Linked DNA regions of Homo sapiens: all the other regions are linked to region 4. Evidence: chromatin loops called from intact Hi-C (ENCODE). Cell type or tissue: B cell. All regions are shown on one strand. Links, peaks and the distances in the headings refer to the core of each region. The heading gives the core; the rest is flanking DNA. Region 1 has its middle 22 kb from the start of ALOX15B. Region 2 holds the start of LOC107985075 (a long non-coding RNA gene). Region 3 holds the start of TRS-CGA1-1 (tRNA-Ser (anticodon CGA) 1-1). Region 4 overlaps LOC124903915 (a long non-coding RNA gene).

Evidence for each region. Hi-C counts contacts between places; a loop is a spot of excess contacts. Peaks named below come from ENCODE experiments on the same cell type or tissue, not always from the same donor. Only the 100,000 strongest peaks of a DNase experiment are listed, where the experiment ranks them.
Region 1: it touches region 4 in a loop (25-fold over the local background); 39 of 110 quality-filtered maps call a loop at or near these places.
Region 2: it touches region 4 in a loop (15-fold over the local background); 51 of 110 quality-filtered maps call a loop at or near these places.
Region 3: it touches region 4 in a loop (21-fold over the local background); 26 of 110 quality-filtered maps call a loop at or near these places.

What each region holds. Positions count from the first base shown.
Region 1 is chr17:8,057,948-8,063,838 of GRCh38, reverse strand. No RefSeq gene overlaps it. Among named protein-coding and RNA genes, the nearest start is that of ALOX15B, 22 kb to the right of the region's middle. RefSeq lists an enhancer at 5,645-5,891. In B cell, for the core only: CTCF peaks have their summits at 3,231 and 3,434; DNase peaks (open chromatin) are centred at 729, 3,448 and 4,578; H3K27me3 peaks cover 2,850 bases.
Region 2 is chr17:8,077,707-8,082,706 of GRCh38, reverse strand. It overlaps ALOX12B (arachidonate 12-lipoxygenase, 12R type), which reads left to right. Exons shown (of 15, transcript NM_001139.3): 3 at 1,520-1,601; 4 at 1,731-1,823; 5 at 1,927-2,049; 6 at 2,369-2,472; 7 at 2,766-2,938; 8 at 3,168-3,311. It overlaps LOC107985075 (a long non-coding RNA gene), which reads right to left and starts at 3,259. Exons shown (of 2, transcript XR_001752778.2): 1 at 3,183-3,259; 2 at 1-2,902. RefSeq lists an enhancer at 2,736-2,845 and a silencer at 2,906-3,085. In B cell, for the core only: CTCF peaks have their summits at 2,363 and 2,569 (motif pointing left); DNase peaks (open chromatin) are centred at 2,716, 3,226 and 4,048; H3K4me3 peaks cover 1,471 bases; H3K27ac peaks cover 847 bases; H3K27me3 peaks cover 301 bases.
Region 3 is chr17:8,135,728-8,141,618 of GRCh38, reverse strand. It overlaps PER1 (period circadian regulator 1), which reads left to right. Exons shown (of 23, transcript NM_002616.3): 23 at 279-1,147. The coding sequence ends at 551. TRS-CGA1-1 (tRNA-Ser (anticodon CGA) 1-1) reads left to right here and starts at 2,657; the gene lies at 2,657-2,738. TRT-AGT5-1 (tRNA-Thr (anticodon AGT) 5-1) reads left to right here and starts at 2,094; the gene lies at 2,094-2,167. RefSeq lists an enhancer at 1,052-1,730 and silencers at 2,128-2,177, 2,538-2,707, 2,728-2,787. In B cell, for the core only: CTCF peaks have their summits at 2,671 and 2,872 (motif pointing left); DNase peaks (open chromatin) are centred at 548, 1,368, 2,088, 2,698 and 1 weaker place; H3K4me3 peaks cover 1,771 bases; H3K27ac peaks cover 1,791 bases.
Region 4 is chr17:8,297,243-8,303,133 of GRCh38, reverse strand. LOC124903915 (a long non-coding RNA gene) reads left to right here. Exons shown (of 2, transcript XR_007065606.1): 2 at 1,462-1,746. Among named protein-coding and RNA genes, the nearest start is that of SLC25A35, 4.8 kb to the right of the region's middle. In B cell, for the core only: CTCF peaks have their summits at 2,096 and 2,296 (motif pointing right); a DNase peak (open chromatin) is centred at 2,323; H3K27ac peaks cover 443 bases.

The DNA of each region.
Region 1 (5,891 bases), core at 493-5,492, 240 kb after region 4:
CCGGAGGTCGCCATAAGCAACTTCCACAATTCTGGATGTTCCAGACCCACGACCGGACTAATTTTTGGTGGAGGGGGAGCAGTATCTTTATCTTCCCACTTTAATGGGTATGTTGATTCAAATCTTCTAACTAAAGTGGGGGGATTATATGGATCATTTCTATATTCGATCATAAAGGAGTCCCCAGCGCACCCAGCGTTTTGTCCGGTGCAATTTCTAGCAAAAGATTCCTTAGGAGCCCAGTCTATAATGACCCCATGAGAACCATTTCGCAAAACTACCGCATTATCTGCCACACAAACCTCCCAAGTAAGAATTTCTCATTTTTCTGACCATTCTGGATTCCTTTTAGGGCAAGCCAATCCCTTAGGCTTGCAATTTTGGACTTTTATATTTGACTGATAATAACTATCCCCTTAAGTTTTTACAGTCCTGATGGGTTGAAAAGACATTCCACTCACTACGTGATAACTAGGTTGAGAACGATTATGAGGAGGTACGTAGACCATCCAACTTTGTATTTGTAATGGCAAACATCCAGGAGCAATTCCTAAACAAACTGGAGGGTATTTATACCCAATTATCCCATTCATTAACATGCCCTCCTCCTCAGGCTATGCAGGACAGCTATCATAAGTCGGCCCAGGCATCCAGATACTACCATTTGTATAAACTTCAGTAGGGGAGTCCATCCAAGTGACAGGTCTAATCAAAGGAGGAAATGGAACATAAGCCCAGTAGTAAAATTTTGCTTAGCTGAAACAGCAGAGAGACTTACCGCCGTGGTGATTACCATCAAGGCAGCCAAGATCATATTACCCGGTGTAATCGCTAGTTGTTTCTCCTTTAGGGTGTCCTCTGCCAATTGAGTCAGCTTCTTTATCTGTCCCCATGTCAGTGGTGTAGCCTAGCGAGTCTTCTCCGTCTTCTGTTTTTTCTCCGAGACGCTCAGCTTCACCATTTTCCTCAGCTCCCGAAAAGACAGGTCGAAGGGACCGGTCTTCTTTCTCTTTTGATTCTTTCCTTTTTTCTGACCGGTCGGTGTAGGGTTCATTGTAGAATTTTAAATGTCTATTGGGTATCCAAATGAGTGTTTGATTGTCTCTTGGTGAAACACAAGGAAAACCCCTCCCCCAAGTAATACTTTTTCTTAATTTCCAAGTTTTGGTTCTGGTATCCTTCCACCAGACCATTTTTCCTTTCTGTGGCACACCCATGACTGCAAAACAAGATAATAAATGTCGTTTTACGTGAGCTGTGCTTTCTCCAGTTTGGCGTGTAGCCCAGATAAACCGAGAAAAAGTATTAACAGTAACATGTACGAAAGAAAGTTTTCCGAATGATGGGACATGAGTCATGTCCATTTGCCACACTGCATTTGGTTGAAGCCCCCTAGGGTTACCTTCAGGTTTTTGGGTGGGTAGCTGTAGCACTTGGCACTGAGGATGTTGTACTATATTTTTAGCTTGTTTCCAGGTAAATGAATATTTATTTTTTAATCCAGCAGCATTTACATGAATTAGGGAATGGAAGTTTTGAGCTTTTGTTCGCGTCTGTGTGAAGAGACCACCAAACAGGCTTTGTGTGAGCAACAAGGCTGTTTATTTCACCTGGGTGCAGGTGGGCTGAGTCCGAAAAGAGAGTCAGCGAAGGGAGATAGGGGTGGGGCCCTTTTATAGGATTTGGGTAGGTAGTGGAAAATTACAGTCAAAGGGGGTTGTTCTCTGGCGGGCAGGGGCGGGGGTTGCAAGGTGCTCAGTAGGGGAGCTTCTGAGCCAGGAGAAGGAATTTCACAAGGTAATGTCATCAGTTAAGGCAGAAACCAGCCATTTTCACGTCTTTTGTGATTCTTCAGTTGCTTCAGGGCATCTGGATGTATACGTGCAGGTCATAGGGGATATGATGGCTTAGCTTGGGCTCAGAGGCCGGACACTGTTAGAACAGGCGTCACTAATAAATTTGCTTGATTATTTAATAGGGTTAAAGGTCCTGGTAAGTTTGTGTGAGCCTAAATATGTGTAATATAAAAGGGAAAATTTTGAGTCCTAACTGCTTGTTGAAGTGAACTAAACAAGAAATTTAACTGATCATCAGAAATATGTTTTACTAAAGCTGTTTTTACCATTTTGGCAGCTTGGAATACGTAAGCAGAGTCAGAGATTATATTAACAGGTTGATTACAATCTTCCAATACAGATATAACTGCTTGTAGCTCAGCTCTTTGTGCAGAATGAAACTGAGTTTGAATAATCTTTTCTTCCGGTCCTGTATAAGCTGCTTTTCCATTCTGAGAGCCATCAGTAAAGATAGTTACGGCTCCCTCCAAAGGAATGGAACTAGTTATTTTGGGTAAAATTTAGGTAGTCAATTTTTAGGAACTGAAACATTTTAGTTTTAGGGTAATGAATATCTATACTGCCAACAAAATCAGCCAGATTTGACTGCCATTCTGACGAATTAATAAAGGCTTGTCGAACCTGTGCTTTGTTTAAAGGAACTACATTTTTATCTCGATCGGTGCCAATGAGTCTGACTATTCTCAGTTGTATTTGGCCTATAAGAATAGCTATTTGATCTAAATAAATTGAGAAAGTTCTAGTCGTACTGTGCGTTAAAAAGGACAATTTAACTAAGTCAACATTTTGAACAATCACTCCTATAGGAGAATGGAGAGTAGGGAACACTAAGAGCTGTAATGGAACACTAGGATCTCTTCTACGGACTTGAGCACTTTGAATTTTTTCCTCAATCATTTGTAACTCTTCAGCTGCAGCAGGCATCAGAGTTCTTTTGCTACATGAATTTGGATCCCATCTCAGCAAAGCAAACAGTTTAGACATTGCTTAGGTGGGAATTCCTAAAGTAGGTCTTATCCAATTAACGTCCCCTAATAATTTTTGGAAATCATTTAAGGTTTTTAAGGACTCTTTACGAATTTCCTCCTTTTGAGGCTTTACTGTTTTCTCCTGTACCCTCATTCCCAGGTAATGATAGGGTGTAGTATGGATTTTATCTGGTGCTATAGCGAGACCTGTAAGTCCCACCACTTCTTGTAGCCTAGCAAAACACTCAATCCGTCTGTCCCTGCTTGCAGCAGCACATAAAATGTCATCAACATAATGAATAATATAGCAATCAGGAAACTGATCCCTGACAAGCTGAATAACCTTTCCAACAAAAGTTTGACTATTTAACATTCCTTGGGGTACAACTTTCCATCGATATATAGTAGCTGGTTCCTTGTTATTCATGGCAGGTATTGTAAATGCAAATTTCTCAAAATCCTGAGGAGCCAAAGGAATAGTAAAAAACACAATCTTTTAGATCAATTATTACCATCGGCCATTCTTTTGGGATCATGGCCGGAGATGGCAACCCTGGTTGGAGAGCTCCCATCGGTTGAATGGCTGCGTTAACCGCTCATAAGTCGGTCAATATGCGCCATCTAGCGAATTTTTTCTGAATTACAAAAACTGGGGCGTTCCATGGTGAAAAAGATGGTTCAATATGTCCTTTGTCTAATTGTTCTTTTGCCAATGAATGTAATGCCTCCAGTTTTTGTTGAGGAAGCGGCCACTGATCAACCCAAACAGGTTTTGGAGTTTTCCGTTTTAATGCAATGGGCTTTGGAGGCTCAACAGTGGCCGCACCTAAGAAGGATATCCAATTCCTCTTCGGTCAAATTTAACTGAGACCTCAATCGGCTGGGTTATTCCGTCCTCATTTTTTTCCTAATCCTTTCCCAGGAATATATCCCATTTTGGTCATCATTCTTTGGCTCTCAGGACTGTAAATTGCAGGGGGAATGGTGATTTCTGTACCCCATTGCTGTAACAAATCTCTCCCCTACAAATTAATGGGAATGAAAGTAATCATAGGTTGGATGGTGACTTCCTGCCCATCTGGTCTTAAACGATGTAAAATTGTAGCACTTTGATAGACTTCAGATGCTGTGCCTACTCCAATCAAGCCCATAGAAGCCTTTTGTCGGGGCCACGCTTTTGGCCACTGATTTAGAGCTATAATTGAAATATTAGCACCTGTGTCTACCAGTCCTTCAAACTGTTTTCCCTGAATCATTGTGCACACAGGTCTGTTTTTAGAAGCTTGATTTACTCAATAGGCTGCTTTTCCTTCACTGTCAGTACTGCCAAAACCACTTTCTCTTTTTACTGTACTTTTTTCTACTATTACATAAGGTAATAACAACAGCTGAGCAATTCTATCTCCTGGGTTTGCACTCCAAGGAATACTGGAACTAATAACCAATTGAATTTCTCCCACAAAATCTGAATCAATCAGCCCAGTATGAATCTGAACTCCTTTTAAGTTTAGACTAGATGTTCCTAAAACAAGTCCAACTGTCCATCAGGTAAAGGGCCAAATACTCCAGTGGGGACTTTTTGAGGGGATTTCCCTGGAAGCAGAGAGATAGCTTTTGGGAAACATAAATCTAAGCCTGTACTCCCTGCTGTAGCTGGCGCCAATTGTGTTACTGTGGTGGTTGGGCAAGAGACAATGATGGTGGTTGGACTAGAGGCAATGACCGACTGAGGGACCAACTGCTGGAGTGAGAATGCCCCCGTTTGGAGCGGGGCCTGAGGCTGGCCCCTCTTCCTGTTTCCCGACTGCGGTTGTAACGGTTGGCCATTTTTGTCAAATTTGAAGTGACACTGATTAGCCCAATGTTTACCCTTCTGGCACCTGGGACATAAGCCAGGTGGTTCTTTTATTTGATTATATCTTGCCTGTTTGTTCGATTTGTTCTTACGTTCCTTTTTTGTGTGTCCAAATTGCCCACAATTGTAACAATTGCCTGAAAAGTTTTTAATTGGACCTCCCACTTTTAACTCTGTCGTGGCTTGAACCATTATCATAGCCTTATGCATGATTCCACCAACTCCATTACATGCCCTGATATATTCATTAATCACATCAACTCCCACCGGAACCTTTCCTTTCACTGGGTGAATAGCTGACTGGCATTCAGGGTTAGTATTCTCACAAGCCAATAATTCTACAATCACCTTCCTGGCACTTTCTTTCTTTCTTTCTTTTTTTTTTTTTTTTTTTGAGGCGGAGTTTCGCTCTTGTTACCCAGGCTGGAGTGCAGTGGCGTGATCTCGGCTCACCGCAACCTCCGCCTCCTGGGTTCAAGCAATTCTCCTGCCTCAGCCTCCTGAGTAGCTGGGATTACAGACATGTGCCATCACGCCCGGCTAATTTTTATATTTTTAGTAGAGACGGGGTTTCTCCATGTTGGTCAGGCTGGTCTCCAACTCCCGACCTCAGGTGATCCGCCCACCTCGGCCTCCCAAAGTGCTGGGATTACAGGCATGAGCCACCGCACCCGGCCTTCCTGGCACTTTCATCAGTGAGAGCCTTCTGTGCTGCGTCTTGAAGGCGAGCAATGAAATCAGGATATGGTTCCTTTGAGCCTTGTCTAATAGAATTAAAAGACTGATAAGTAGTTCCCAGATCCTGAATTTTCTCCCATGCCCTCAAACAGCAATTGCGAATTTGTTCAATGGCATCATCTCGAAGTCCTGATGGTTGTTTACAGTTCCCCATTGACCCCCTATTCCTAGAAGTTGTTCAAATGTAATGGCAATAGCAGGATTAGCAGCACGGTTTTTTCGATCTTGATTTTGAGCCTCGTCGGTCCACCAAGTCTTAAACTGAAGAAATTGGGAGGGCGAAAGTGTAACTTTCGTTAAAATCTCCCAATCACACGGAGTCAATAGCTTATTCTGAGCCACAGATTGCAATAGCGATCGGATGAAAGGCGAATTGGGACCATACTGACCAACAGCTGCTTTAAGATCTTTGAGCAGCTTAAAAGAAAATGGTTCCCATACCGCTTGATGGGCTCCACCTTGCTGTCGTGGGGG
Region 2 (5,000 bases), core at 1-5,000, 220 kb after region 4:
TTCTGGTCTCCACACTATTTATTGAGTACAGTCACTTAGATCTAAGAAGCAGATGTTCAGGGTGAAACACTGAAAGGGAGGCAGTGCGTCACAGGCGTAATCTATAGCAATAGCGGTTTAAACGAATCTCCTTTGTGCTCAAACAGCACATCTTTAACTTATCGGAGAGCAGCTAGTGGGAACAGGCTTAACTAGGAGCCTGCGCGTCTGTCCACCTTCCAGGTTTCAAAGGAGTGTCTTTCTCCTTGAACACAGTGTTTATAGATAAGACAGCAGGTTAACGCTCAGAGCATGGGAACATAATGGCGATAAGAACGCTTTCCTCCTCAGAGGCCTTTTGTGACTTTCCACAGCTTACTGTCACATATTTTTATGGCCAGTTTATACAGGCACCCCACAAGCCCTTTTCCCAATACCTGGGACCTAGTAAGTGCTAAACAACTGTCAGTTATTAATATTTCAGTGGTATATACCCAAAGGAAAAGAAATCAACATATCAAAAAGATGCCTTATTTATTGTGGCGCTATTCACACTAGCAAAGATATGGAATCACCCTAAGTGCCCTAATGGATGACTGGATAAAGAAAATGTGGTATATATACACAGTGGAATACTATTCAGTCATGAAAAAAATGAAATCATGTCATTTGCAGCAACATGGATGGAACTAGAAGTCATTATCTTAAGTGAAACAAGCCAGACCAGAAAGTCAAATACCGAATGTTCTCACCCATAAATGGGTGTTAAAAAATGTGTACACATGGGCCAGGTGTGGTGGCTCACACCTATAATCCCAGCACTTTGGGAGGCAGAGGCGTGCAGATGACCTGAGGTCAGGAGTTCGAGACCACCCTGGACAACATGGCGAAACCACGTGTCTACTAAAAATACAAAAAGTAGCCGGGCATGGTGGCAGGCACCTGTAATCCCACCTACTCCGGACACTGAGGCAGCAGAATCGCTTGAACCCAGGAGGCAGAGGTTGCAGTGAGCCGAGATCATGCCATTGCATTCCAGGCTGGGTGACAAGAACGAGACTCCATTAAAAAAAAAATGTGTACACATGGACATAGCAAAACAATAGACAATGGAGACTCTCAAGGGTGAGAGGATGGGAGGGGGTGGATGATGAGAAATTACTTAATGGGTACAATATACTTTATTTGGGTGATGGGTAACCTAAAGCCCTAACTTGGCCACTATGCATGTAACAACATTGCTCTTGTACTCCATGAATTTATAGAAATAAAAAATATTTCAGTGGGTCTAGAGGAGGGACTTTTTGCAGCAGCAGAGCTTAGCTTGACAGTAGAGCAAGAGGAAAGAGGGTGGGTCCGTGATTCTTTTATCTGATATTTCCGGACAGGACGCACCTTCACTCTCCCAAGGTGAGCCTTCCCACTCCTTGGTCATGGGCCCCCCCAGAGACGACCTGGGGCACAGAAGCTGAACTCCTGCTTCCTGAAGTGGGCAGGGGCAAGGGTCAGCCCTTGAGTCCTCTCCTTGGTCTCCCTACAGGAAAGACAACAGCAGATGACTCGCTCCCCGTCCTCCTGGAGCACAGAAAAGAGGAGATCAGAGCCAAGCAGGACTTCTACCAGTGAGGGGGCGGGTGGCAGAGTCTGGGCGCCCGGCAGGGGTCCAGGGAGGTGGGGGGCAGTGATGGCTCTGGCCCTTTGCCCTGGGGTGGTGCACGGGCATGAGGGTGACATCTCGGTTTCCCTTGCAGCTGGCGAGTCTTTCTTCCTGGCCTGCCCAGCTATGTGCACATTCCCAGTTACCGCCCTCCGGTGCGGAGGCATCGCAACCCCAACCGGCCTGAGTAAGGACCCGAAGCTGTGCTGGGCCCCGCCCATGGTTTTCCCCTGGGCGCCTGCCTCCTCCCCGCCCCCTGGATCCCAGTTGCCCTGCGCTTCTCCCCACAGGTGGAATGGCTATATTCCGGGATTCCCAATTCTCATCAACTTTAAGGCCACCAAGTTCCTGAACTTAAATCTCCGCTACTCCTTCCTCAAGACGGCCTCCTTCTTCGTCCGCCTGGGGCCCATGTGAGTCCGTGTGAGTGACGGGAGAACGAGGGCTCCTGCAAGAACTTTCCCTCTCCCCCAACCTTGGCGGCCTCCAAGACAGCCCCAGAGGTTGGAATGGCCAGGAAGGCAGAGGGAGCTGAAACGCAGACCCAGAAAACCTGAGACATGATCCCAGAGACCTAGAGATGCAAAGATCTTGAGACATGGGACCCAGAGACTTTGCGACGCACAGACCCTGAGACCCAGAGACCTAAGTGGATGGGGCGGCCCCGCCACCTGCCCCAGCCGGCGCTTGGCAGCCCCTCTGAAGGCCTCTTCCTGGAATCCCATCTCCTAGGGCACTGGCTTTCAAAGTCCGCGGCCTGTTGGACTGCAAACATTCGTGGAAGAGGCTGAAGGACATTAGGAAAATTTTCCCTGGCAAGAAATCTGTCGTCTCCGGTATGGAATGGGGCGTCCCGGATCGAGCAGGGGGAGCCAGGCGGTCTCCGGCGTGCTAGGCAGGCCCCCGACTTCGGGGCAGTGGGACGGGAGAGGCAGCGAGGCGCGCGCGCGCCCTCTGGCGGCTTCTTGGAAAATGTCGCACCGGGCTCCTCCGGCCGCTCAGCGCCAGGCTGGGGGCCTCGTTTTCCTCCCCGACTCCTCTCGGTGCCCATAGTCTTCTTCTGTCCCATGCCTCTCCGTCCCCGAGGGGGGCCGGGCCTCCTTGTGACGCCCTCGCGCCGTCCTCGCAGAGTACGTGGCCGAGCACTGGGCAGAGGACACCTTCTTTGGGTACCAGTACCTCAACGGCGTCAACCCCGGCCTGATCCGCCGCTGCACGCGGATCCCAGACAAGTTCCCCGTCACAGACGACATGGTGGCTCCGTTCCTGGGCGAGGGAACGTGCTTGCAAGCGGAGCTGGAGGTGAGGCCCGCTCCGGCGGAGACCCCGGCCCTCCTCCCGGCCTCCCTCGCGGGCATCCCCGTCTCTCCCCACCTCCGGCGCCCGCGCCAGTCCCAGGCAAGCCCGCACCCCGCGTCCCTGTCCCCGTCCCACCCCTGCCCCTAGTCGCCAGCGCCCTGTGCACCTGCGGCGCGGGTCACGGGCTTCCCGTGTGGGTGCCTACTTGCCACCCATCGCGGCTCCCCTCCAGAAGGGGAACATTTACCTGGCCGACTACCGCATCATGGAGGGCATCCCCACCGTGGAGCTCAGCGGCCGGAAGCAGCACCACTGCGCCCCCCTCTGCCTGCTGCACTTTGGACCCGAGGGCAAGATGATGCCCATCGCCATCCAGGTGCCTGGGCTGCAGGCGGCGCTGCCGCTGAGCCTCTGTGTGCGCGAATGCTCCTCCGAGTGTGCGCGCGCTTATGTGAGCGTGTGGACCTGCATGTATTCAGCCGTCTCTCGTTATCCTTGAGAGATTGGTTCCAGGACCTCCCCGGGATGCCAAAATCTGCAGATGCTCAAGTTTCTTATATAAAATGTCCCAGTATTGCCGGACGCGGTGGCTCACGCCTGTAATCCCAGCACTTTGGGAGGCCGAGGCGGGCGGATCACGAGGTCAGGAGATCGAGACCATCCTGGCTAACACGGTGAAACCCCGTCTCTACTAAAAATACAAAAATTTAGCCGGGCGTGGTGGCGGGCGCCTGTAGTCCCAGCTACTCGGGAGGCTGAGGCAGGAAAATGGCGTGAACCCAGGAAGCGGAGCTTGCAGTGAGCCTAGATCATGCCACTGCATGTCGCTCTGGGCGACAGAGCGAGACTCCATCTCAAAAAAAAAAAAAAAAAAAAAGTCCCAGTATTTACATATAACTTACACACATCTTCTTGTGTGTTGGGATCACAGGCGTGAGCCACCGCGTCCAGCCTGGGCACATTTTTCTAGTTCATACAAAAGCCCGGTATGGGCTGGGAGCAGCTCAGGTTTGTATGCCCGAATAGGCTTAGGTGGAGATGCACCTTGCAAGGCTCAAGGACCGCCTTGGCAGTTCCCCGCCTCTCACCTGCTTGCTGTCTTGGTCCCCTGAGGTACAGAAGTACAAAGTGCGCTGCTCAGCGGAGCTGGGTGAGCTCTTGCTGCTGCGTGTACACAAGGAGCGCTACGCTTTCTTCCATGTTGCACTCCTGGGCTCAAGCGATTCTCCCGCCTCAGCCTCCCAAAGTGCTGGGACTACAGGCGTGAGCCACCTCGCCCGGCCCTCTTGTGTATTTTCAATCCTCTCTAGGCCCGCTCTCTAGGCCCGGTGTGGTGGCTCACGCCTGTAATCCCCAGCACTTTGGGAGGCCGAGGTGGGCAGATTACCTGAGGTCAGGAGCTCAAGACCAGCTTGGCCAACATGGGGAAACCCCATCTTTACTAAAACTACAAAAATTAGCTGGGCATGGTCGGGGGCGGCGCCTGTAGTCCCAGATATTCAGGAGGCTGAGGCAGGAGAATCTCTTGAACCCAGGAGGCAGAGGTTGCAGTGAGCAGAGATCGTGCCACTGCACTCCAGCCTGGTGACAGAGCAAGACTCCTTCTCAAAAATAAATAAATAAATAAATAAATAAATAAATAAATAAATAAATAAAATGAAATAAAATAGATCCTTTCTGGATTTCTTATAGTACCCAATACAATACAATGTAAATGCTATGTAGATAGTTGTTACACTGTATTGTTTAGGGAATGACAAGGAAAAAAAGTCTGTACACGTTCAGTAGAGACACTTTTTCTCCCAGAATATTTTCCATCTGTTGCTGGTGGAATCCACTGGTGTGGAACCCATGGATACGGAGGGCCAGCTGTACTTGTATGCCCCTATGTGTGTGCATCTGTGAGTGTGTGCATGTATATGTGTCTGTGGGGTGTGCTTGTCTCTTTGACTTCATCCATCCATCCACCTGGAAAACCAATCCCTGAAGGGGGTCAGGTCCCTACTGGAAATACTGAGATAATTAGACTTAGCCTCTGCCTTGGGAATCTGGTCTGGCAGAGGAA
Region 3 (5,891 bases), core at 366-5,365, 160 kb after region 4:
TTTGCTGTGGATTATAGAATATTAAGCCGCGTGAGTCTTTGCAGAACTTTTCACAGCCTATCCTATGCTAATATGCATTGTGACTGTCCTGTAACGGCATCTGGGTAGAGGGCACAAGGCACTGTCCAACCTTGTTGGACCGCAGGTGCATCTGTGTGGACTGGTGCTTCTTGGGAGTACATTTCGGGAAGCACAGTGGGCTGGGGGTGGGAAGCTGCGCTGGCAGGTTAGCAGTGAGAACCCTGTCTGACTCTCTCATGTCCATTTCTCTCACCAAGGCCTGTGTGGACTGTGGGAGCAGCACCCAAGATCCTGGTCACCCTGATGACCCACTCTTCTCAGAGCTGGATGGACTGGGGCTGGAGCCCATGGAAGAGGGTGGAGGCGAGCAGGGCAGCAGCGGTGGCGGCAGTGGTGAGGGAGAGGGCTGCGAGGAGGCCCAAGGCGGGGCCAAGGCTTCAAGCTCTCAGGACTTGGCTATGGAGGAGGAGGAAGAAGGCAGGAGCTCATCCAGTCCAGCCTTACCTACAGCAGGAAACTGCACCAGCTAGACTCCATTCTGGGACCATCTCCAGGAGTCCATGAGAGGCTTTCTTCTCCTATGTCCCAATTCTCAGAACTCAGATGTGGCTAGACCAACCAGTGGGAAACTGCCCCAGCTTCTCCCACCATAGGGGGCCGGACCCCCATCACCAGCCTAGGATCCAGGGGCTGCCTCTGGCCTCTTAGGGAGCAGAGAGCAGAACTCCGCAGCCCAGCCCAGAGGAGTGTCACCTCCCACCTTTGGAGAGGAATCCTTCCCTCCCCTGGACAAAGTTGCTGACAAGCTGCTGAAGTGGCCTCTCCATATTCCAGCTGAGCCTGAATCTGACTCTTGAGGGTTGGGGCTGCACTTATTTATTGCGGGGAGACAGCTCTCTCTCCCACCTCCTCCCCAGATGGGAGGAGAGCCTGAGGCCCAAGCAGGACCCGGGGGTTCCAGCCCCTAGCTGCTCTGGAGTGGGGGAGGTTGGTGGACCATGGAGTCCCTGGTGCTGCCCCTCAGGTGGGACCCAGGCGTTCTCAGCTGTACCCTCTGCCGATGGCATTTGTGTTTTTGATATTTGTGTCTGTTACTACTTTTTTAATACAAAAAGATAAAAACGCCCAGGACTTTGTGGAATGAAGTTTGGGGTTGGGGTGAGGGGAGCATGTCAAGGGGAGATGTGGCCCTGCTTTTGGGAAGGTTGTAGTGAGGGTGTACAGGGCCATCTCCTGACGACCCCCATTCCTCTTTTCCCCCATCCTGTCCAGGTGAGGGCCCTGCTGAGCCCGCTACGTCCACGTCCAGCTCAGACTCTGCTGTCCCCTCTAGCATGGCCTCAGCTGGGTTTGCCCTGGGAAGGAGAGCTGAGAGGTGCGTGTGGCCAAGGGCTTGGGTAAGCTCCAGCCCGGGTCACGGGTGGCCAAGGCAGAGGAACCCTGCTTAACTCCGTGGTGCCCTGAGGTATTCGAGGGTGTTTGTCTTCCTTGGCTTCCTTTTTTTTATTTGAGACGGAATTTCGCTCTGTCACCCAGCTGGAGTGCAATGGTGCAATCTCGGCTCGCTGCAACGTCTGCCTCCCGGGTTCAAGCGATTCTCCTGCCTCAGCCTCCCGAGTAGCTGGGATTATAGGTGCCCACCACCGCGCCCGGCTAATTTTGTATTTTTAGTAGCGATGGGGTTTCACCATTTTTGGTCAGGCTGGTCGCGGACTCCTGACCTTAGGTGATCTGCCCGCCTTGGCCTCCCAAAGTGCTGGGATTACAGGCGTGAGCCACCGCGCCCGGCCTTCCTTGGCTTCTTGGTCACCACACAGAGAGGGCCCTTCAGCAGGTCAGTCTAGGTAGCTAAGGGACACATGGAGTCATGTGCTCACTCATGGTTGAGTTGGCCCCAAAGGTGTGGAAGAATGGAGAAGCAAAGCATTAACCCTTTGGCTCAGAACCTGAAAGGGAAGAGGCACCTTAGGAAGGGATGAGTCACTGAGGAACCACTGCAGGCAGTTTGCTGATTTTCACTTACTGTCACCCACTAAGAGTTGATTTATCTTGAGGAACACCTGTTTTACGCCGGCGCCGTGGCTTAGCTGGTTAAAGCGCCTGTCTAGTAAACAGGAGATCCTGGGTTCGAATCCCAGCGGTGCCTGAGTTAGCGGGGAGTGATATATTATTGCTGCAAGTACACTTCTCCACTTTCAAAGGGCCTTTCTAAGAAACATTTCTTCTAGACTCTCCCTAAGATTCTTCTTACATGCCAATCCGTCTTTGGACCTCCGTTTCCCTGCACTTTTAGTGTGTATTGGAAACTACAGATTCTCACTTCGGTTTCATGAAGTAGCCTGAAGTAGGCATCTCAGGGTCTGTCCTCAAGAGTATGGAAGACAGGGCTCGGATTTGGACCCGTTTTGTTTCCATCCTATGCTCAGGGAGGAGAGGGAGAATAGGAAGGCTGCCGCTCCAATGGGGCTGCTGACGTCTGCTGGAGGGAAGGCATGGTCTGCGCCACCGAGCAGAGGCGCACGAGCGCAGACGTCTCTAGGCGGCGCGGGTGGAGCCGGGCGGAGCCGGGCGGAGCCGGCTGGAGGCGGGCGTGTTGATAGGCAGCTATAGTTGCACAGGGCCGACAGCGCACGCGGCTGTGATGGCCGAGTGGTTAAGGCGTTGGACTCGAAATCCAATGGGGTCTCCCCGCGCAGGTTCGAATCCTGCTCACAGCGTCACTAGTTTTGGTATTTAGGTATCTCGGTCTCTGGAGAAGGAAAAAGCAGTTTGTTTTCTGGTTCTTTCCTTGGAGAATCTCCCGCGTTATTCTGAGAATCTCAGAGACTCGGCCGTCAGGGACCAGCCCGCGAGCGCCCTCTTGCGATTCTCATAGTCCTATCGACCTGCAAAAACTTTTTTACTGCGGATTTCAATTCCTAACGCCACCACACTCGGGTGGCTCCTTAGTGCTACTCAGCAATCGTTACTTTCCTCCAATTCATTCACTCTCATACTGCCCCATGAGACTGTTTCATTCCTACCCTCACCTCAAACTACGAATCCCTTCTCAGCTTTTACTTCCTGATTCACTGAGAAAATAAACCATTCCGGAGTTCCCCATCAACATTCACATCGCACCTACCTACCTACCTACCTAATTGAGTCGGTGACCACGTACTCTTCTTTTCCTTCATTATTGTAGAAGAATGCTTCCACCTAAAGCCAACCCCTACTTTTACTAGATTTCCCATCCCTCTGGCCATCTCAAAGACACTGCTTTTTCCTATACCATCAAAATTTCCCTCTCAGCCGGGCGTAGTGGCTCACGCCTGTAATCTCAACACTTTGGGAGGCTTGACGGGTGGATCACTTGAGGTCAGGAGTCCGAGACCAGTGAAACCCCAATCTCTACTAAAAATACAAAATTAGCCGGGCGTGGTGGCTGACGCACGCCTGTAATCCCAGCTACTCGGGAGGCTGAGGCAGCAGAAGCTCTTGAATCCGGGAGACGAAGGTCGCGCCATTGCACTCCAGCCTGGGCAACAATAGCAAAACTCCATCTCAAAAAAAAAAAAATCCCTCTCTACTTGATTTTTCTCTTCAGCCTACAGACACTAATTTCCCCCAATTTAGAAGCAAGACAACAAAAGCTATCTTGACCCCACACGCCTGTCCAGCTACCACTCAATTTCTCTACTCCCTTCTACAGCAAACAGAGCAAGTTATCCAATTCCATCTTCCCACTCTCCTTTGGACCCTTGCTAATCAGGTGTCCACCGCCCCCATCAAAGCTGCCCTTGTTAAGGTTGCCGAATGATCATCACATTGCTAAATCTATTGACCATTACTTCGTGGAAGCTGATACCGATGCTCACTCTTCCATTAGAAACACTCTTCGCTTGCCTTCTAGGACACTACGTCCTTCTGATATTCCTTCTACTTCATCAGCAGCTTATTCTCAGACTTCTTTGCTGTTCCTCACCTTCTGGATCTCTAAATGTTGGACTGTTCCCAAGGCTCAATTTTCCAACCTCTTCTCTATCTGTACCCACTACCTTGGTCATTTCCAGTTTCATGGCTTTAAATATCAGGTAATACATTAATACATCCCAGATTTTCATCTCCAGCTCCAGAACTCCCCCCTGAGTTACAGATGCTTATGTATTATTGCCCACATATCATCTACACTTGGAAAAAGCTAATACAGATCACAAACTTAAAATGTGCAAACCAAGGCCGGGCGCGGTGTCTCGTGCCTGTAATCCCAGCACTTTGGGAGGCCGAGGCGGGCGGCTCACCTGAGGTCGGGAGTTCGAGACTAGCCCAACCAACATGGAGAAACCCCGTCTCTACTAAAAACAGAAACTTAGCCGGGCGTGGTGGCACATGCCTGTAGTCCCAGCTACTCGGGAGGCTGAGGAAGGAGAATCACTTGAACCCGGGAGGCGGAGGTTGCGGTGAGCCGAGATCATGCCATTGCACTCCAGCCTGGGGAAAAAGAGTGAAACTCCGTCTCAAAAAAAAAAAAAAAAAAGTGCAAACCAAACGCCTAGGCTTCTTCCCCAAACCTCCTTCACCTGTGATCCTTTCATCTCAATAAATGGAAATTCCATTCCTTCAGTTATTTAGACTAAAAACCTTAGCGTCGTCCTTGATTGTTCTCTTTCTCTCCCACTCTACATCAAATGAGCCATTTCTATTTACAATATGTTAGGGTCAGGTGTGGTGGCTCACACGTGTAATCCCAGCGCTTTGGGTGGCCAAGGCAGGAGGATCTCTTGCGTCCAGGAGTTCAGGACCAGCCTGAGCAACATAACAAGACCCCAGTCTCTGTGAAGATTAAAAAAAAAAAAAAATTAGCTGAGCATGCTTGTTATCCCAGCTATTTGGGAGGCTGAAGAGGGAGTATCACTTGAGCCCGGGAGGTTGAGGCTGCAGTGAGCAGTGATTACACCACTGAACTCTAGCCTGGGTGATGGAATGAGACCCTGTCTCAAACAAAAAAAGAAAAAAGTCTAACATTTGACTATTTGCCATTACACCATGGTCCAAGCCACCCTCATCTCTCACCTAGATTATTGCAATACCCCCTAAGTTATTTCCTGGCTAGTTCCAGAGTCTACTTTTTTTTTTTTTTTTTTTGAACAGGGTCTTGCTCTGCCTCCAAGACTGGAGTGCAGTGGCGTGATCTGGGCTCACTGCAGCCTCCTGAGTTCAAGTGATTCTCATACCTCAGCCTCCCAAGTAGCTGGGACTACAGGTGTGCACCACCACGCCCAGCTAAATTTTGTATTTTTAGTAGAAATGGGGTTTTACCATGTTGCCCAGGCTGGTCTCGAACTCTTGACCTCAAGTGATCCATACCCCCCCACCCAGCCTCCCAAAGTGCTGGGATTACAGGTGTGAGCCACCACGCCTGGCCTCTACTCTCTTTTTTTTTTTTTTTTTTTTTTTTTTGAGACGGAGTCTGGCTCTGTCACCCAGGCTGGAGTGCAGTGGCACGATCTCGGCTCACTGCATGGCTCTGCCTCCCAGGTTCAAGCGATTCTCCTGCCTCAGCTGCCTAAGTAGCTGGGACTATAGGCGCGCACCACCATGCCCGGCTAATTTTTGTATTTTTAGTAGAGACGGGGTTTCGCCATGTTGGCCAGGATGGTCTTGATCTCTTGACCTCTTGATCCACCCGCCTCGGCCCCCCAAAGTGCTGGGATTACAGGCGTGAGCCACCGCTCCTGGCTGGCCTCTACTCTTAATATATTGGGTAGATTGATCCTTTTAAAACATAAATCAGGGACCAGGCGCGGTGGCTGACACCTGTAATCCCAGCACCTGGGAGGCCAAGGCGGGTGGATGACCAGCCTGGTCAATATGGTGAAACCCTATCTCTA
Region 4 (5,891 bases), core at 398-5,397:
GGCACGTCTGGAGAACCGTGAAAGGGAAACAAACTGATCTGAAATGAAAAGAGGGACACATGGAGGCCATATCGTGAGCAATCACACCGGGCAGACAGGCCCTGAAGGTTTCAGAGCAGAGTAGGGGGAGTGGATCACGATAGTTTTTGTTTGTTTGTTTGTTTGTTTTTGAGACAGGGTCTTAAAATCGCCTTTGTAAAGTTATAACTGAGGAAATTATGACAGTGAAAGAAATCAGACCTCACCAGTTCCATGTTGCTTCTAATCTTTAAGCTGTCCTTGTTCATTCCTCAGCGTAGGCTGAACTAACTTTGGGAAGGAATTCAGTTCATGGTTTGACTCTGAAACAAAATTGTTAATAGTCCTTAACTGAAAAGACCCCCTTCTTGCCTGGGGACCAGTCTGCCTTTGCAGGACTAACAAATTGACAGATTAGCTACAAGATTATAAATTAGTTTGGGGGTCATGCAGCCGCTGGCTCTATGAATCAGCTGATACCACCCAGACCTTAATCTGGCACCACCTGTTCTGTCATCACACCCAGGAACAGAAGACAGCAAGAAAACCTCACTTCGACCCCCTGCAATTCCATCTCCAACCTGACCAATCAGCACTCCCCACTTCCCAAGTCCCTACCCGCCAAATGATCTTTAAAAACTCTGATTCTGGTAGCCGGGTGCGGTGGCTCAAGCCTCTAATCCCAGCACTTTGGGAGGCTGAGGCGGGCAGATCACGACGTCAGGAGATCGAGACCATCCTGGCTAACACGGTGAAACCCCGTCTCTACTAAAAGTACAAAAAATTAGCCGGGCGTGGTGGCGGGGGCCTGTAGGCCCAGCTACTGGGGAGGCTGAGGCAGGAGAATGGCGTGAACCCGGGAGGCGGAGCTTGCAGTGAGCCAAGATGGCGCCATTGCACTCCAGCCTGGGCGACAGAGCGAGACTCCGTCTCAAAAACAAACAAACAAACAAACAAACAAACAAAAAACTGATTCTGCTTGGGGAGACTGATTTGAGTAATAATGTAATAAAACTCCCGTTTCGGCTGGGCACAGTGGCTTATGCCTGTAATCCCAGCACTTTGGGAGGCCGAGGTTGGCAGATCACGAGGTCAGGAGTTCAAGGCCAGCCTGGCCAACATGGTGAAACCCTGTCTCTACTAAAAATACAAAATATTAGCCGGGTGTGGTGGCGCACGCCTGTAGTCCCAGCTACTCGGGAGGCTGAGACAGGAGAATCGCTTGAACCCAGGAGACAGAGGTTGCAGTGATCAGAGACCATGCCATTACACTCCAGCCTGGGTGACAAAGCGATACTCCGTCTCAAAAAAAAAATAAATAAATAAGATTTGGTTTAGGAGTCATGCAGCTGGAGGCTGCAAGATTCTGAACCTCCCCAAATTGCTCCTGGGGATAACATCATTCTTGTAAAACCTAAGATGAGTGCTTGTGATATTTTGCAGACCCTGCACTCAAAGCATCATCTGGCAACACCCGGATCAATAAACTGGTTCATCTGTTCTTGTGGCCCCCACCCAGGAACCGACCCAGTGAAAGAGGAGAGTTTCAACTCCCTGTGATTTCGTCTCCCACCTAACCAATTAGCACTCCCCACTTTCTGACCCCCTACCCACCAAATTATCAAAAACCCTGATCTCTGAATTTTCAGGGAGATTGACTTGAGTAATAATCAATTTTGCATGTGGCATGGCCGGCCTCGTGTCAATTAAACTCTTTCTTTACTGCAATGCCGTGGTCTTTATTTGTGCAGAGGACAGGAAGAGCCCACTGGGCAGTTACATTTCCACTGAGGATGCTAAGCTGGTGGAATATGGGCCTGCAGCTGCTAGTGGCCATCAGTGAGGTGGCCTGAGAATAAAACCGATACATGGCAGAGGTGGAGAGAGACAGATTTGAGTGCCTGATTCTGCTGGCCTGAAGTCATGTGTGTGTCTGGAGCTTTCAGTTGTGTGAGTCAATGAGTTCCCTTTTTGTAAGCTAGTTTGAGTTGGATTTCTGTCACTTACAACAAAACAATCCCTTATAAAGGGAGCTTCTAATAAAAGAAGTGTTGAGTCCAGCTCCCTCCGGTAGGGCCAGGACTTGGAAGTCCAGTAGACTCTTTCATGGAGCACAGAACACCTGGGCCTCATTTCTGTCTGCAAAGCTGTTAATGTAGGTAGCCTGCCTGTGATGGGGGATAAATCAGGAAGAAGCAGTAAGGAAAAGCTGGCCTGCTCTGGGAATTTATACAGGTTTTGGCCCAGGTGAGGATACACAGAGACGATCCTTCCTCACCACCACTAGGTGGAGTTTGAGCACTTCGGGTGCGCGCTCAGCAGCCAAAAGGAACCCATCAGTGTCTAGGCTACCAAGGAAGAGGCAAGAAAGACACAGCCCCCTGCCCTCCAAGCCTCCCCGTCTTTCTCGCTCCCTCTCTATGTTACCACCCCTTCTTTCAGACACCTGGGGACTTTTACGTTCCCTATGCAACTCCTCTCAAATCTGATTCATGACATTCACATCCAGGAAAAAATGGTAACAGCCTACAATAAATCAAGACAGCATGATATTGGTCAAAGGCTAGACACACAGATCAAGGGAACAGAAGTGAGGGCACAGAAATCGAGCCACACAAATATAGAAAACAGATTTTTTACAAAGGACCAAAGGAAGAAGAAGAAAGAAGAAGGAGAAAAAGAAGAAGAAGGAGAAGAAGAGGAGGAAGAGGAAGAAGACGACGAAGGAGGAGGAGGAGGAAAGAAGAAAGAAGAAAAGAGAGAGGAGGATGAGAAGAAACCAAACCCAGACCTCACATAATTTACAAAAATTAACTCAAAATGGATCATAGACCTAAATGTAAAAAGTAAAACTATAAAGCTTCTAGAAGAAAACATAAAAGAAAATCTAGGTGACCTTGGGCCTAATTATACATTTTTGGGTTTTTTTTGTTTGTTTGTTTTGTTGTTGTTGTTGTTGTTGTTTTTTGAGACGGAGTCTAGCTCTGTTGCCCAGCTGGAGTGCAGTGGTGCGATCTCGGCTCGCTGCAAACTCCGCCTCCTGGGTTGAAGTGATTCTCCTGCTTCAGCCTCCCGAGTAGCTGGGATTACAGGTGCCCGCCACCACACCCAGCTAATTTTTGTATTTTTAGTAGAAATGGGGTTTCACCAGGTTGACCAGGCTGGTCTCGAACTCCTGGCCTTAGGTGATCCACCCACCTCGGCCTCCCAAAGTGCTGGGATTACAAGCATGAGCCACTGCATCCGGCCTCAATTTTTTTTTTTTTTTTTGAGACAGAGTCTCACTCTGTCGCCCAGGCTGGAGTGCAGTGACGCGATCTCGGCTCACTGCAAGCTCCGCCTCCTGGGTTCATGCCATTTTCCTGCCTCAGCCTCCCTAGTAGCTGGGACTACAGGCACCTGCCACCACGCCTGGCTAATTTTTTGTATTTTTAGTAGAGATGGGGTTTCATTGTGTTAGCCAGGATGGTCTCGACCTCATGACCTGGTGATCCGCCCTCCTCGGCCTCCCAAAGTGCTGAGATTACAGGCATGAGCCACCACACCCGGCCAATTTTTGTATTTTTTTTTTTTAGTAGAGATGAGGGTTCACCATGTTGGGCAGGATGGTCTCGATCTCTCGACCTCATGATCCGCTGACCTCAGCCTCCCAAAGTGCTGGGATTACAGGCCTGAGCCACCATGCCCAGCCCTGATATATATATATATAGATAGATAGATAGATAGATAGATAGATAGATAGATAGATAGATAGATGTAATTTTGAGACAGAGTTTAACTCTTGTTGCCCAGGCTGGAGTGCAATGGCGCAATCTCCTGCTCACTGCAACCTCCACTTCCGGGGTTCAAGTGATTCTCCTGCCTCAGCCTCCCGAGTAGCTGGGATTACAGGCATGCGCCACCACCCCCAGCTAATTTTGTATTTTTTTTAGTAGAGAAGAAGTTTCCCCATGTTGGTCAGGCTGGTTTCACACCCCCAACCTCAGGTGATCTGCCTGCCTTGGCCTCCCAAAGTGCTGGGATTACAGGTGTGAGCCACCACGCCCAGACTCCTGATATTTTTTTTATTTTATTTTTTTTGACTCCTGATATTTTTAATTAAAAAAAAAATTAGGAGGTCAGGGAACCCAATATGGAAGGCAGATTGTGGCAAAAGAATTTAATGATACTACTAATGTATGAAATAACTTTTCTGAAGGGAGCTGGGGGAAAGGTGCTGACCTGAGTAATTTTGGAAATGAGTCGAGTCTGTAAGATCAAAGGCAAATGGAACTACACATAAGCACTGTACCCTAGTTTATAAGATTGTTCTCCACAGGGGTATGTGTTAACAATTCTCTTTTGAGACATTATGATTACAAATAAAGAAATATTTTATTTTATTTTATTGAAACGGAATCTTGCTCTGTAACCTAGGCTGGAGTGCAACGACGCGATCTTGGCTCACAGCAACCTCCGCCTCCCAGGTTCAAGTAATTCTCGTGCCTCAGCCTCCCAAGTAGCTGGGACTACAGGTGCGTGCCACCACGCCCAGCTAATTTCTGTATTTTTAGTAGAGACGGGGTTTTGCCATGCTGCCCAGGATCGTCTTGAACTCCTGACCTCAGGTGATCCACCTGCCTCAGCCTCCCGAACTGCTGGGATTACAGGCATGAGCTACTGTGCCTGGCACATATAAAGAAAAATTTTAGGCTGGGTGTGGTGGCTCACCCCTGTAATCCTAGCACTTTGGGAGGCCGAGGCAGGTGGATCACCTGAGGTCGGGAGTTCGCAAACCAGCCTGACCAACATGGAGAAACCCTGTTTCTACTAAAAATACAAAATTAGCCAGGCGTGGTGGCGCATGCCTGTAATCTCAGCTACTTGGGAGGCTGAAGCAGGAGAATCGCTTGAACCCGGGAGGCAGAGGTTGCAGTATGCCAAGATCATGCCATTGTGCTCCAGCCTGGGCGACAACAGCAAAACTCCATCTCAAAAAAAAAAAGAAAGAAAGAAGAAAAAGTTTAGGCCGGGTGCAGTGGCTCATGCCTGTAATACCAGCACTTTGGGAGGCCAAGGCGGGAGGATCACCTGAGGTCAGGAGTTCGAGACCAGCCTGGCTAACATGGTGAAACCCTGTTTCTACTAAAAATACAAAAACAAATTAGCCAGGTGTGGTGGTTCGTGCTTGTAATTCCAGCTACTCAGGAGGCTGAGGCAGGAGAATCGCTTGAACCTGAGAGGTGAAGGTTGCAGTGAACTGAGATTGCAACATTGCACTCTAGCATGGGCAACAAGAACAAAACTCCGTCTCAAATAATAATAATAATAATAATAATAAAGAATTTAAAAAGAAAAACAAAACAATTCTGATACTCCTATACACGTGTCCTGGAATAAACAATTAAGTAAATAGATGGCAAATTATGGAAGCCAGGTTTCTCACAGTTGGGGTGGGAGTTTAGATAAACAAGGGAGGTGGCTAGAATGATCCATGTAGTAATGGATTAAAGTTGGAGACATCAGTATGAATTCATGCTTAGCTTAATATAGATATGGATGGTTATATATGGAAATACATGTTTGTGTATATACGTGGGTTAGTATACACACATATATTTCCTTGCTTTCTCAGATGTGAGGGTCCAGAAGCAATGATACCTCAAAAGCAACAAGCACACCTAGGGCCCAGATCTTGGATTCTAAAACCATTTGCCAATAAAAGAAAATAGGGGTCCTTGGAGAAATGGCTGATTGCAGGACTGTGGCAGGAAATACACAAAATGAGCCTGGAGCATTTTATAGTACCAGAAAGTAAGGTGACACTAAATAAAAACAAGGTTTTAATTAAAATACCAATGATGACAACAACACTGATGGGACTCTTATTTTTC